Linked DNA regions of Homo sapiens: regions 1 and 3 are each linked to region 2. Evidence: chromatin contacts called from ENCODE Hi-C data. All regions are on one chromosome and are shown on one strand. The core of a region is the stretch at or near the end of the contact, and the rest is flanking DNA. Distances in the headings are between cores, read along the strand shown. Region 1 holds the start of HSD17B12 (hydroxysteroid 17-beta dehydrogenase 12). Region 2 holds the start of TRIM44 (tripartite motif containing 44). Region 3 has its middle 37 kb from the start of HSD17B12.

Region 1 (3,827 bases), core at 1,241-3,740, 8.0 Mb before region 2:
CAAATGTTACTTATGGTGTTACATCACTTGCCTTTTACTGTACACTCATATGTAGATGACTTGGACTTATCATTTGAATAATCAACCAATATGGTCAATTTTAAAGAGAAAAAAAAAAAAAAACAAAAAAAAACACATCCAGGCATGGTGGCTCACACATGTAATCCCAGCACTTTGGGAGGCTGAAGCAGGAGGATTGCTTGATCTCAGGTCTTCCAGACCAGCCTCTGAAACAGAGTGAGGCCTTGTCTCTACAAAAAACAAAAAAAATGAGCTGGTGTGGTGATGCACACCTGTAGTCCCAGCTACTCAGGAGGCTCACATGGGAGGATCACTTGAACCCAAGAGTTCGAGGCTGCAGTTGGCTATGATCACACCACCACACCACTGCCCTCCAGCCTGGGTGACAAAGTGAGACCCTGTCTCAAAAAAAAAAAGAAAAGAAAAGAAAACAACAAGTTATTAACATTAGTCTTTGCTTACCAATTACAAATTTTATCTTGATACAATTCCCTAATTTTTATCTTGTATAAAAATCTTGTAGTCTTTTGTAGTCAAAAGTCTTCAAACAGGTTTTCCAAAACTAACAATGAAGAATGTGGGCAAGTCAATTGGGAAATCATAATCTTAATTATAACCAAGTTGAATACTTCACTTTCTGTTTTTTTTTTTTTTTTTTTTTTGAGATGAGTCTCGCTCTGTCACCCAGGCTGGATGGAGTGCAGTGGCATGATCTCGGCTCACTGCAAACTCCGCCTCCTGGGTTCAAGCGATTCTCTTGCCTCAGCCTCTGGGACTACAGGGGCGCGCCACCACGCCCAGCTAATTTTTGTATTTTTAGTACAGACGGGGTTTCACCGTGTTGGTCAGGCTGGTCTCAAACTCCTGACCTTGTGATCCACTCGCCTCGGCCTCCCAAAATGCTGGGATTACAGGCGTGAGCCATCACACCCAGCTGAACATTTCACTTCCTTTTTCAGAGAAACAGGTGACTGTGAAACAGAATTATAATGTTGCTCCACATCGTCCAAAGATTTCACATACATATCCACTGCTAAGATGTTTTCTCTTAATGTTAACATAAACCCAAAAGGTTAACATATGTCTTTCCTACTAGGTTGTTTAAATGTTTCTAAATAAACAAAGAACATGGAGTAACATTATTAGTGTATCTTACCTGAGCCCAGTCTGCAGGCAATGCCTAACCACCCCAAAATTCAATAAAATGCTTAGGAAGTGCACATTCGATTATAAAACATCAAAATAAATAATCATCTCAGGGTAGGACCACAAGCATATCATAAGTAATCACTCGGTTTAAAGGGAAAAAAGGCCAAGAGACGAAAAATAAAGCAAAGAAGGAAACAAAATAGGTTGAAAAAGAAAAAAAAAAGGGGGGGGGGAGCAAAACTTCCCTGCAGATAATTTTCCCTATTTCCTCAACCTGACCTTCGTCCTCCATTTTAAAAATCCTCCGACTACAAGTTCCATGTGTTTGGTTCACTCTTTACGGGTATACTTTTTCCTACAAACGTCCTTGTGAAAAAAAAAAAAAAATCTGATTTTAACATGATGAGTTATCATTTTACAGAAGCAATAGTTCTTGCTACTCGTTAGGACTCCAGAACAGTTTAGCGAGAATTCCTTTTAAAGGGGCTTTGTAATTGTATGAAATAGGCCAAATCCAGATACGATTACTATCTTAATCGTAACTGGGGAGGTACGATTCCGCAGTGCAAAAAGCCTTCTGAAATTGTGTCCCTACACCCCTTTCCATCCTCTGCCCAAACATGTTAACAGAATGCTCTGCATCCTTAGCACAGGGCCAATATTCAAACCGAGCGAAAAACTTTATTTTAAAAACACTTACAAGGGGCGAACCAAGGAGGACAGCGTGTGACTGAGGAGGCAGCAGGGCGACTGACTGGCTCCATGAACACGGAATGGCTTAAAGGGCACAAGCCCCAGAGACTTAAGGCAGTTTTCTCCTACACCCTAAGCTGAGCTTAGATTCCCAGGATTGAGCGAGCAGTGTATTTCGTACCTTAAAACTCTGCAAGTAGTCTAAGCAAGCAGAAGACAGCCAAGGGAGCCAGGAGGGGCCCGCGGGGCACAGGAGCCTGAGAAAGAGGAGAGCTGGGGAGGGGAAGGCCAGGAGCAGACCCCAGAACTAGTCATCACGGCCCAGGCCTGGTCCGGGCCGCCGCGGGAGCGAGGACGCGGCGCTGCATCCGACTCACCTGCCCATTCTCCGAGCCCCGGGCCGACCCCCGCCTCATTCCCCACTCCCCAGACCCGGAGGGCCGTGAAGAGCGAGTACGAAATACGCAGGGCTAGGTAGGCCACGGTGCCCGCGCCGACCCAGTACAGGAAGCCGGCGGCGGGGAGAGCGCTCTCCATGGCTTTCCACTAGGCCTCACTACCTTCGTGAATGAAAAGAGCGAGTGAATGAATCCAGGAGGAGGCGCCGGCCGTGACGGTGAGGATGACACTAATAGGCGCTGCTCCGACACCACTTTGGGCCTAAACCCCGCCCGCGGGGCCATATCCGTGTCGCTATTGGTGACCCGTCTTTCCCTCTGCGCGTAGTGCGTCAGCCATTAGCTGACTCCAGTTCCACTGCCCCTCCCACACTCCTCCCATCACCGCGTCCCCCGGGGTTCCGCCAGTGAGCGCCCTGTCTCACCCCACCGAGGCGCCCCGGTCTCTCATTGGCTGCAGCCGTACTCGCGACTGCGGAAGACTGCGCTCGGATTGGCCGGTCAGACCCAGGCTGGTTTGAGCTCAGGTTCGAAGAGGAAATGGGATCAGAGAAGCCGCTAGTGAATGGAAAGATTATAGTAAGAAGTGGGCGTAGGCAGGGCGCGGTGGCTAACACCTGTAATCCCAGCACTTTGGGAGGCCGAGGCGGGCGAATCGCTTGAGCTTAGGAGTCCGAGACCAGCCTGGCCAACATCCGAACCCCGTCTCTACTAAAAATACAAAAATTAGCCGGGCGTGGTGGCGTGCGCCTGTAATCTCAGCTACTCGGGAGGCTGAGGCAGGAGAATCACGAACCCGGGAGGCAGAGGTTGCAGTGAGCCGAGATCGCGCCACTGCATTCCAGCCTGAGCGACGGAGTGAGACTCCATCCCAAAACAAAAACAAAAAAAAAAAGAAAAGAAATAGGTGTGGAGCCACAGTTTTATTTTCAACTCTTTATTAAATAAATATATATTTTACATATATGATATAATTATATAATAAATATATCATTGTTAAGCGTGCTGTCATTGTTGCCATAAACTTTTCCAGATAAAGGCTTGCAGTCTTCTGTGTCTGTGCCTTCCTCGCTGCAGGCATTCGCCCGGGTTACACTCACTCATAGAGAGCCCTTAAATGCCAGACCTCCCTCCCAGCTGAGCACTAAACATCACTTAGTTCCCAACGATTTGGGGTTCAAGGCAAATAACCTGATGGAGTCTAATAACTGTTAGACGATGGCATCAGAGCTGTATGGTGAATGAAAAATATAGGAACACAGCTTGCTGAACAATTAGTTTTGGAAGGAGACTATATCTTTTAATTTGTCTTCAAAGGGGGATAGAAAATTTTACTTTCTTTTTTAAATTTCCCTTTTTTGGTTGGGGAGTGGGGGAGTGGTATTTCCAGGGGGCACAGAAGTGTGAAGTCCAGATAGAGGCATGGGAACTACGTTAGCAAAGTTGCAGAGGAGAAAGATCACAAGGTAAGTTTAAAAAATTGTGTAAAACTTAAGGAGATTTTGGGCTGAGACGATGGGGTTTTCTAAATATACAATTATGTCATCTGCAAACAGGGACAATTTG
Region 2 (4,015 bases), core at 892-3,391:
TAAAGGTAAGCAAGGAAATGATCACAGAAGTCAAGATTATGCTTACTTATGCAGAAGAGAGATGGTTATAATTGGAAAAGGTATGGGGAAAAGGCTTCAATATTGCTAGTAATGTTCTATTTCTTAATCTGGATGGAGACTACCTCAGTACTTGTTTTATAATTATTTGTTAGACTGTAAGTTTTTACACACTTTCTGAATGTGCATTTTACAATTATAAATAGGCACTAAAAAAGGGAAAACCTAATACAGAGGATCTTCACTCTCAAGGTATTTGTTATCCCAATGCCAGCTATTCCCTATTCAGGGAAGCAAAAGTCATCATAATATGACAATGTTCACTAATACAGATTACTTAATGAACTGATCACTCCACTCAAAATTTCCCCCTCCCTCCCCGATTAACACCAGCAGTTTCTCTCAATGATAGTAAACATCCACAATATGAATAAAAGGTGCATCGTCTGCAAATTCATTCATTCAACAAATATTTCCGAAGTGTCCACTGTTCTGGGGGACCAGTAAGGTCCACGACAGACAAAGATCCAGACAGAGGACATGGGAACTTCCACTCCCACCCCAATTTGGCCTCCATCTTCTTACCCTCCTTTTCTACTAAGTTTCAAACACGAAGAATCTAAAATGAACTCGGGGCACATATGAAGTTACTATTAAAACTATTTTGTTAGTCTTTTCAATGCAGACGTATCACTTGCTTGGATTCATGTGGCAAAATCCTATTTCCCATGTTTTCAAGTAGGCAAAAAGATTGCCTTATCAAGAGCCCTAGCACAAAGCACCAGTTTCAACAATAGTGATGCTGTGGAAATTGGCCTAAGTGGGGTCAAAACTCCCAAGAAATGCTTTACCTGGGATCCACAGACCAGAAACTTGCAATTTTCTAGAAATTGTATACTAGATTTTGTGTGTATTTTCTCAGGTCAGAGTCCAGAACTTTCATCAGATTCTCAAAAGAGTTCAACCAAAAACGGTGAATAAGAACTGCTCCCAAAAAGTTGGAAAGACTAGCTTCTTAGGGACACAGTGAAAGCGAATGTGGTCACAGCCAGGCCACCTGAGTTGAAACCCAGGTGTCCTGACCCCTAGGTTTATGCTCTGAAGGCCCAATACTTACTCTTAATTCTTCAAAGGCTTCGTCTAGGGTGGAGAGTTGGTGGCCCTGGTGAGCCCCAATGACTGGACACAGGACACAGATGAGCTGCCTATCTTCCTGGCAATAGGTACTCAAATCAAGCCCATGGTCCGGACACTTCCTCTTGGCCACTCTCTCTGCTTCCATTTCTATTTCTGGGTCAAATTCACTTTCTGCCTCAGTTTCTCCCTCCGCCTCGGATTCCCCTTCTTCTTGGTTGTCTTCTTCGGCCTCGCTTTCTTGCTCATCCTCCATTTCTTCCTCGCTGTCTTCTTCACTCTCCTCATCGCTCTCATCCTCACTCTCTTCCTCTGTCTCGCTCTCTTCCTCTGACTCGCTCTCTTCCTCCGACTCACTCTCTTCCCCTGCCTCGCTTTCTATCTCCCTCTCCTGCTCCACCTTGACCTCCGCTTCTTCCTTCCCCGCCCCCTCTCCGTCAGCTGGCGGGGTCCAGGCCTGGGAGCCGTGGACGTATTCGGCCAGATGGTGACTGAGGAACTTCTGCCTGTGCGCCTCGGCATGGCGGCGGCAGTAGCAGAAGCCGCATTCTCGGCACACTTCCTCGGCCCCCGGAGCCTCGTCGGGCTCGCACTCGTCACACGTGCCGTCGTGAGGCAGTTCCTCGAAGGCCGCGCCCACTCCAGAGGCCATGTGGGTGCTGTGACGCGGCCAAGGCCTCGGGGCCCCGGGGCTCGCCGCCTTCCTTCCGCGCGGCCTCACTTCCTCCTCCCGCCCCGGGTCCCTTCCTAGGGAGTCGCCTCCCGCCTGGACCGCGCCGCGTCTCGAAGCGGGACCTGGGGCCGCGGCAGCCCCTGCCCGGGCGCAGCAGCAAAGACCCTTTCCGCCGGCTCGGCCTGCTCCGCTCTGTCCCTGCGCTTCCTCTGCCGCGCAAGGCACTTCCGGCGCGGCCACCCGGCGCCCCCGTCGGCCCCCGCGTCGCGCCGCCCGCTCAGCCTCCCGCTACCAGGGAGAGATCGCGGCAGCCGCCGGCCCCCGCGCCGCCCCGGTTCCACTTTCCCTTTCCCCGTCAGGAGGCCTCCTTTTACTTCCTGAGTCATTTAAAGTGGCAATGACCCTTTTCTGCTTTTCCCGCGGGGCTCAGCTCCTCCGCTCCAAATCTCAGCGTGCCTTGGAGGAGGAGGAGGGAGAAGGAGGATGGAGGAAGTCTCTTACTCTCTCCAGAAGCAGGAATTGGGCTCCACCTCCCCCATTCCCTCCCTGGAAGTGTCAACTTGAGTTTTCACGGCCACTAGGCTGGTGTCCCTGTGCATTTCAGTCTCTCTTGTGCCAATTTGTCGCCGCCCGTCACAGTCCCCAGTGTTCTGCAAGGTGCCCGGACAGTGTTGTTTACCAGACTGAACCTGACCTCTTGGGATTTCCTGAGTGCGGAAGGGCTATGTTTGTTCTAGGCTAGGGGAATTGGAGTTAGGATGAGCAAACAAATATTTTCGATCCAAAGCAATACTGTGCTTTGTCTATTTGCATTGCTACCTCCTAGGATCTCAGAATTTCTGGGGTGGTAACCTCTGTGCGGTTTTCTGAGAGCTGCCTTCGGTTGGGCAGAGACGTCAGGTGAAGTGAGGTGGGGAGAGGCAGTATTTGTCGAGTGACAGGTCCAGGTTGCAGTCATTTTCCTTTATGTAAGGTGTCCCTCTAGATTCCCACTGGGCTCTAAGAGAAAAGAAGGGAACTGTTGTTTATAAAGCAGTACTGTAGTGCCAAGAACCCGGCTACATCTTTTTGTGGCTCTTTAAAAGCCGGTTTTGGAAGATCCTCTGCCCGATGGTCCCCAAATCCTGGTGCCACTACCTATCAGTTTTATGACCATGGACAAGTTAATTCATCATTCTGTTTTCCGCTTTTTAAAAAAGATGTTAAGTGAAAAGAACGGTAAATATCTACCTCATGGGGTAGTTTTGTGGATTAAATGTAACGATGCCTGCACTGTAGAGTATTCACTAAGCTTTCATTATTATTTTTGGCACAAATTATATTTAGTGCTCACAATGCCCCTTTGAAGGAACATATTTTACACACACAGGGCATTTTCGGCTGGCTGCTGGTAATGTAGGCAAGTCTCCACCTCTACCCCATATCCATGTCTCTCCATTCACAGAAGAGTTTTTGTTTTGCACTGTATTTGGGAGAGGGAAAATTACGTTTTTATCTAGTCAAGGGAGAGGCTGAGGTGTATTAAGAAGGATGAAAGGGGATGGAATGGTGTCTGTTTTACATTGATTCCCTTAGATGATTTTGAGTTAGAATTTCCAGATGCTTTCCTCAAACATACCAGGGGATGAGGTGGGGTAAAAAAACCTTTTTAATAGTTTTTAATGTCTCCATGGATAATGTATGCCTAATCTTTGTGCAGCTTTTGTTAGATATTTATTTTTTAGAAACCTTTCTTTTTAACCTCAGAACAATTCTATACAATGTTGAAAAAAATCAGGTTTATTTTGTTCCAATTCCATACACATTTCTGTTTTCCCCCAGCTCATTTCTCTGGAAATTATTTCTGTGTCTGCTTTTGAAACATGAATTGAAGCACCATTCTGAAAAAAAAAATTCAACAAATGTCAACTCAAACATCAACGTTAATATACCTAATGAGAAGTGTGCCTTGCTTGGTTATTTCTACTCCTGTCCTCCCCCAGGCTTAAAAGGAAACAACTTAGCCTTTACAAACATAACGTTCTCACATTTAGAAAGTCTTTTATTCAATGAAAATAATTTTTATTTTTTTTATTTATTTTTTTTTTTGGTGACAGGGTCTCTCTCTGTTGCCCAGGCAGGAGTGCAGTGGTTCAATCACAGTTCACTGCAGCCTCAGCCTCTTGGGCTCAAGCAGTCCTCCCAAGTGCC
Region 3 (4,026 bases), core at 521-3,020, 8.0 Mb before region 2:
GCAGTGGCACAATCTCCGTTCACTGATATCTCCACCTCCTGGGTTCAAGTGATTCTCCCACCTCAGCCTTCTGAGTAGCTGAGATTATAGGCGTATGCCACCACACCCAGCTAAGTTTTTTGTATTTTTAGTAGAGATGGGGTTTCACCATGTTGGCCAGGCTGGTCTCAAACTCCTGACCTCAAGTGATCCCCTGGCCTTGGCCTCCCTAAGTGTTGGGATTACAGGCGTGAGCCACCATGCCCGGCCCCATTACTATATTCTAAGCAAACCCAGACAATAGGGGAGTTATAAAAACCTCATTCATCACAAGACACAAAGGGCTTTTTAATGATATATGAAAGTGGTTTATTTAGTTTTTATATGCACTAAAATACCAAGAGAAATGGAATACAATTTTTACTCTCTCTATAAATCATTTCTGTCACGTGGTGGCCCCTAAAACTAAAACTTGATAGCTGATTTCCAAAACCACTGTTGTACCTTATTTCAAATCTCCCACCTTACCAAACTTGAATGAAAAAATGTTTTAGATACCAGTTCTACTTGTGGGAAAAAGCTTTTAAATACTGCCTGAAAAATGGCTTTTCATGACCAGTTAGATTTCAAAACTTACAGACAATACCATGGAAATAAGGCGGAATTTATGGAGCAGTACATTGTGGCAGAAACAATGAGGTCCAATTCGTGTAGACAGACAAAACAGGTACTGCCATTCTTGGCTATCTAGTGTTATCCTGAGATTGTGATACACGACATTACACATCAGTACACGGTGCTTCATTTAGCCTCAAATGTTGAAACAGTACCCAATATCAAAGATCAGGGTCCCAACATGCAGAGAAACTCTGAGCCAAGAGTAAGGTAACACAGCTCAAAGCAAACCTAATTTCCATAAATAAACTCAAACAACTTCACAGCACCAGGGAAGCCTGGGGGAGCTGGCTCCCTAGAACTAAAGGTACCTGCAACCCTGGTGCTCGTTTTAAATTCAGTTTTGCACACATATCTTTCTACAAGCAATTGCAAAGCTCCCAAGATTTAGGAACACATCCAAGTTAATAAGAAGGCATTTCACAAGTAGGAACTGCCTGACACTGCCTTTCAGCATTAGCAAACGAGGGGAAAGTTCACCACATGCAAGGGAAAGCCAACCACACGATCATGGACACGTTCATAACTCCTGCAACTGCTCACACCCCACACCAGACAGACAACACCCAGGACACTGCTGTACATCTTACAAAATTCCAGTTCTTGCTTAAATCCCACCAGACCCAAGAAAAAGAGCCCAGTCCAACCCCAAATAGGGCCATGAGTACCAACAGCCATATGGACAGAGCCAAATGCGCTAAGAACAGTGGAGGATGCAAGCTACAAACCACAACACAGAAAGCACAACCCCATATGCCTAGGCGCCGGCCACCCAGATATTTCAAAGGCAGAATGCCAGACGACCAAGGTCCGGCCGGCTGGGAACCCTCACCGACCCTGCAGCCGCTACAGGCCCCTTGACCGCTATAACGACGGCAAATCCCAATGTTAACCCATCAGGCTGCTTGCCCACCTTCCAGGAACACAACTAACAGGCCCTTGGCAACCTGGGGGGCTGTTGGTGGCCTTCTAACGGGACCGACAGCCCCCCAAACCCTCCGAAAGGCAGAAACCCTCAACTCCCTGCCTCGGCGGCGGCCATCACGGCAAGAAAGCAGGCTTTTACGACAACTCCCACAATGCCCGCGGCCTACAACTCCCAGTGTGCACCGGGCGCCGCCGCGGTTAACCCTGTAGTGGCGCCGGGCTGGCGAGCCCTGCACCCTTTCCCCTCCCAACGGCCAATTGTTGCACCTACTTTCACCCTTTCAATCTGAAAGTAACTTCGGAAATTTTCTCAAACACCTATAGTTACGCTATCTAGCCGCCTTCCCTTATCACACAAACAACCTCAACTGCTCAGAAAATTATCCTTGACAGAGAAACATTTGTTAATCTCTAGAGCACTCCTCATAGTGTCAAATGCTTCCCATTTGAAAAGGGGACACTTAACTTCAATTAATCTTCCCCTTCGACTTTATCATTTTCCAACATTTTTCTAAGTTATTATACTCCAGAGATTCGTGTACTCAACACTATTAATTTAAAATCTGTTTTCTAACTTCTGGGAAGCAACAAGAGAGAAAGACTATCCTATAACTGCCCACAATGTTCTACATCTCTCCATTTTATAAGACAAATTTCCTCCAATATATTGTCTCAAAAAAATTATGCGACTCCAAGTAAGTCCTAATAAGAAATATTAAATATGGGCAATATATTTTTTCAATTTGAAGTTAGTTTTTTTTAGGGGAAAACCTGGGTTGTGTCAATATACTTTGGTTTCCCTTTCACTCTCTTGATAGATAATCAGAAATATAATAATGCTGCTTTATTACTTTTTAATTTTAAAATGCCAACAAGCAACAAGTAAAGAAACATTTTAATAAAATTTGAAAAATAAACTAAGAGTTCATTCTTTCAGGAGACTGCACAATTACATATTTTATTCATAAATGAACTCCTTCAAGGTTTTTCTCATTTTAATTAAAAATAAGAGTTTAAAAACGCATTTCTTTGAAATAGTTTGCCCATAATTTCAGTAAAGATTAACAATCACGTTTAAAGAACACTGTATCATCAATGTAAGTTCAATATCCTGTTTGTACATACAGTACAAACTGTAACATGCCCAGACGTATAACTGAGAGATAAAATAATTGTTTAGTATTTGATGCATACACTAAGGCAACAACTAGAATTCTCCCAAATTATCTGCTATTTTTCTCACATCCAAATATAAAATGAAATGTACATAATGTCTGATTTTTCCACAGAAACAATTTGCCATTTGAAAGGGCACTCAAAATGTATCATGAATTTCAAATCACAAAACTCAGAAATCCTAATACACATGCAAAAACCTAAAGCCTTGTTGGAAAGATACGTATTTAGTAAGACTCTACGAAATTATATTTTAAATGTGCCCCTTACTATTACATTTAGCTTATTAGTACATTTTTTATCTAGTAAACTATGATGAGAAAATACTTCATCATTTACTTCTTCACTCCTGTACAATATGTAGTTTCCTAAACAATTAAGACAAATGCCATATACCAAGATATAAAAAATTATATATTCATATATATTTGGAATTTTAGTTTATTATACTACTTTAGCATCTGAACATTTCTAATTCTCACCTAACTCTTTAGTTAGTATTTTGCTAGGCAAAGCTCTGTTTTTTTCCCCTCTCTTTTTTAATAGCTACCAGGTTGTAACATTTTAAAGCGTATTTTATATATTATTCTCTTGATGTTAAAATACATGATGATTCATAAGAAAGGCTCAAAAACAAGTCAGAAATGAAACTGATCTCATATATTTATTACATGCTTACAACTCTCTTCTCAGTACTATAAGATTATATTTTCCATTAGGAGATTAGTCATTTTTTTTCTTTTAACGGTTCAAAATATAAGAGGTAAAAACTGATATATTAAAGGGCTTTACGTAAAAATTACATTAGAAATAATTTTATGATCTTTTCAGTTTACCCACATCATTCTTTTAAAAATAACTTAGAAGTTTAGTATATTTTAATTAAGTAATTTAAGTAGGTCTTAATCTATATACTTAATATTGATGTAAATGTCTTTATAAGAAGAAAATAAACGTATTCTAGAAATGAACTCTTCAAATTTATACCAAAAAATTTAGTAATTTCCCTCAAGTTTTTAGATTCTATTTCACCACATGAATTTTTAAAGTATATTTTTTTAAAACCCTAAACTTTATACTAAGATTTAAAAAATATTTATACGTAACAGTATTAATATGTTTAAAATTAGGAAACATTTTGTATACTTTTAAGAATATATATATGTTAATAGAAGACAAACATTGCAATCTATTTCTTTTCCCAAATGTGGCATTGGTGACAAAGCTAGAATGTGCAAATTTGCATATTTACAACAGATTCTATAATTT

Evidence for each region. Hi-C counts contacts between places; a loop is a spot of excess contacts on that map. Pooled maps may share reads with other maps.
Region 1: a loop to region 2 is called in a map of naive thymus-derived CD4-positive, alpha-beta T cell, with 13 times the contacts of the local background. The contact joins the promoter of HSD17B12 here to the promoter of TRIM44 in region 2. A Hi-C loop is called at or near these places in 2 of 168 maps with a recorded cell type or tissue (CD4-positive, alpha-beta T cell and naive thymus-derived CD4-positive, alpha-beta T cell) and 6 of 50 pooled maps.
Region 3: a map of CD8-positive, alpha-beta T cell shows a loop between it and region 2 (32-fold over the local background). The contact joins the enhancer-like site here to the promoter of TRIM44 in region 2. A Hi-C loop is called at or near these places in 2 of 168 maps with a recorded cell type or tissue (CD8-positive, alpha-beta T cell and naive thymus-derived CD4-positive, alpha-beta T cell) and 7 of 50 pooled maps.

What each region holds. Positions count from the first base shown.
Region 1 is chr11:43,679,401-43,683,227 of GRCh38, reverse strand. It overlaps HSD17B12 (hydroxysteroid 17-beta dehydrogenase 12), which reads right to left and starts at 2,490. Exons shown (of 11, transcript NM_016142.3): 1 at 2,241-2,490. The coding sequence starts at 2,400. RefSeq lists enhancers at 1,736-1,795, 1,946-1,995, 2,070-2,635, 2,846-2,895.
Region 2 is chr11:35,660,901-35,664,915 of GRCh38, reverse strand. It overlaps TRIM44 (tripartite motif containing 44), which reads right to left and starts at 2,141. Exons shown (of 5, transcript NM_017583.6): 1 at 1,136-2,141. The coding sequence starts at 1,804. RefSeq lists enhancers at 1,453-1,953, 2,165-2,484 and a silencer at 1,745-2,124.
Region 3 is chr11:43,641,920-43,645,945 of GRCh38, reverse strand. It overlaps a transcript of HSD17B12 not described here. Among named protein-coding and RNA genes, the nearest start is that of HSD17B12, 37 kb to the left of the region's middle. RefSeq lists an enhancer at 1,624-1,813. Within about 2 kb of position 1,770, at least 25 of the 41 ENCODE cell types and tissues checked have a DNase peak (open chromatin) inside an H3K27ac peak, as active enhancers do; they include CD8-positive, alpha-beta T cell, where a contact is called at or near this core.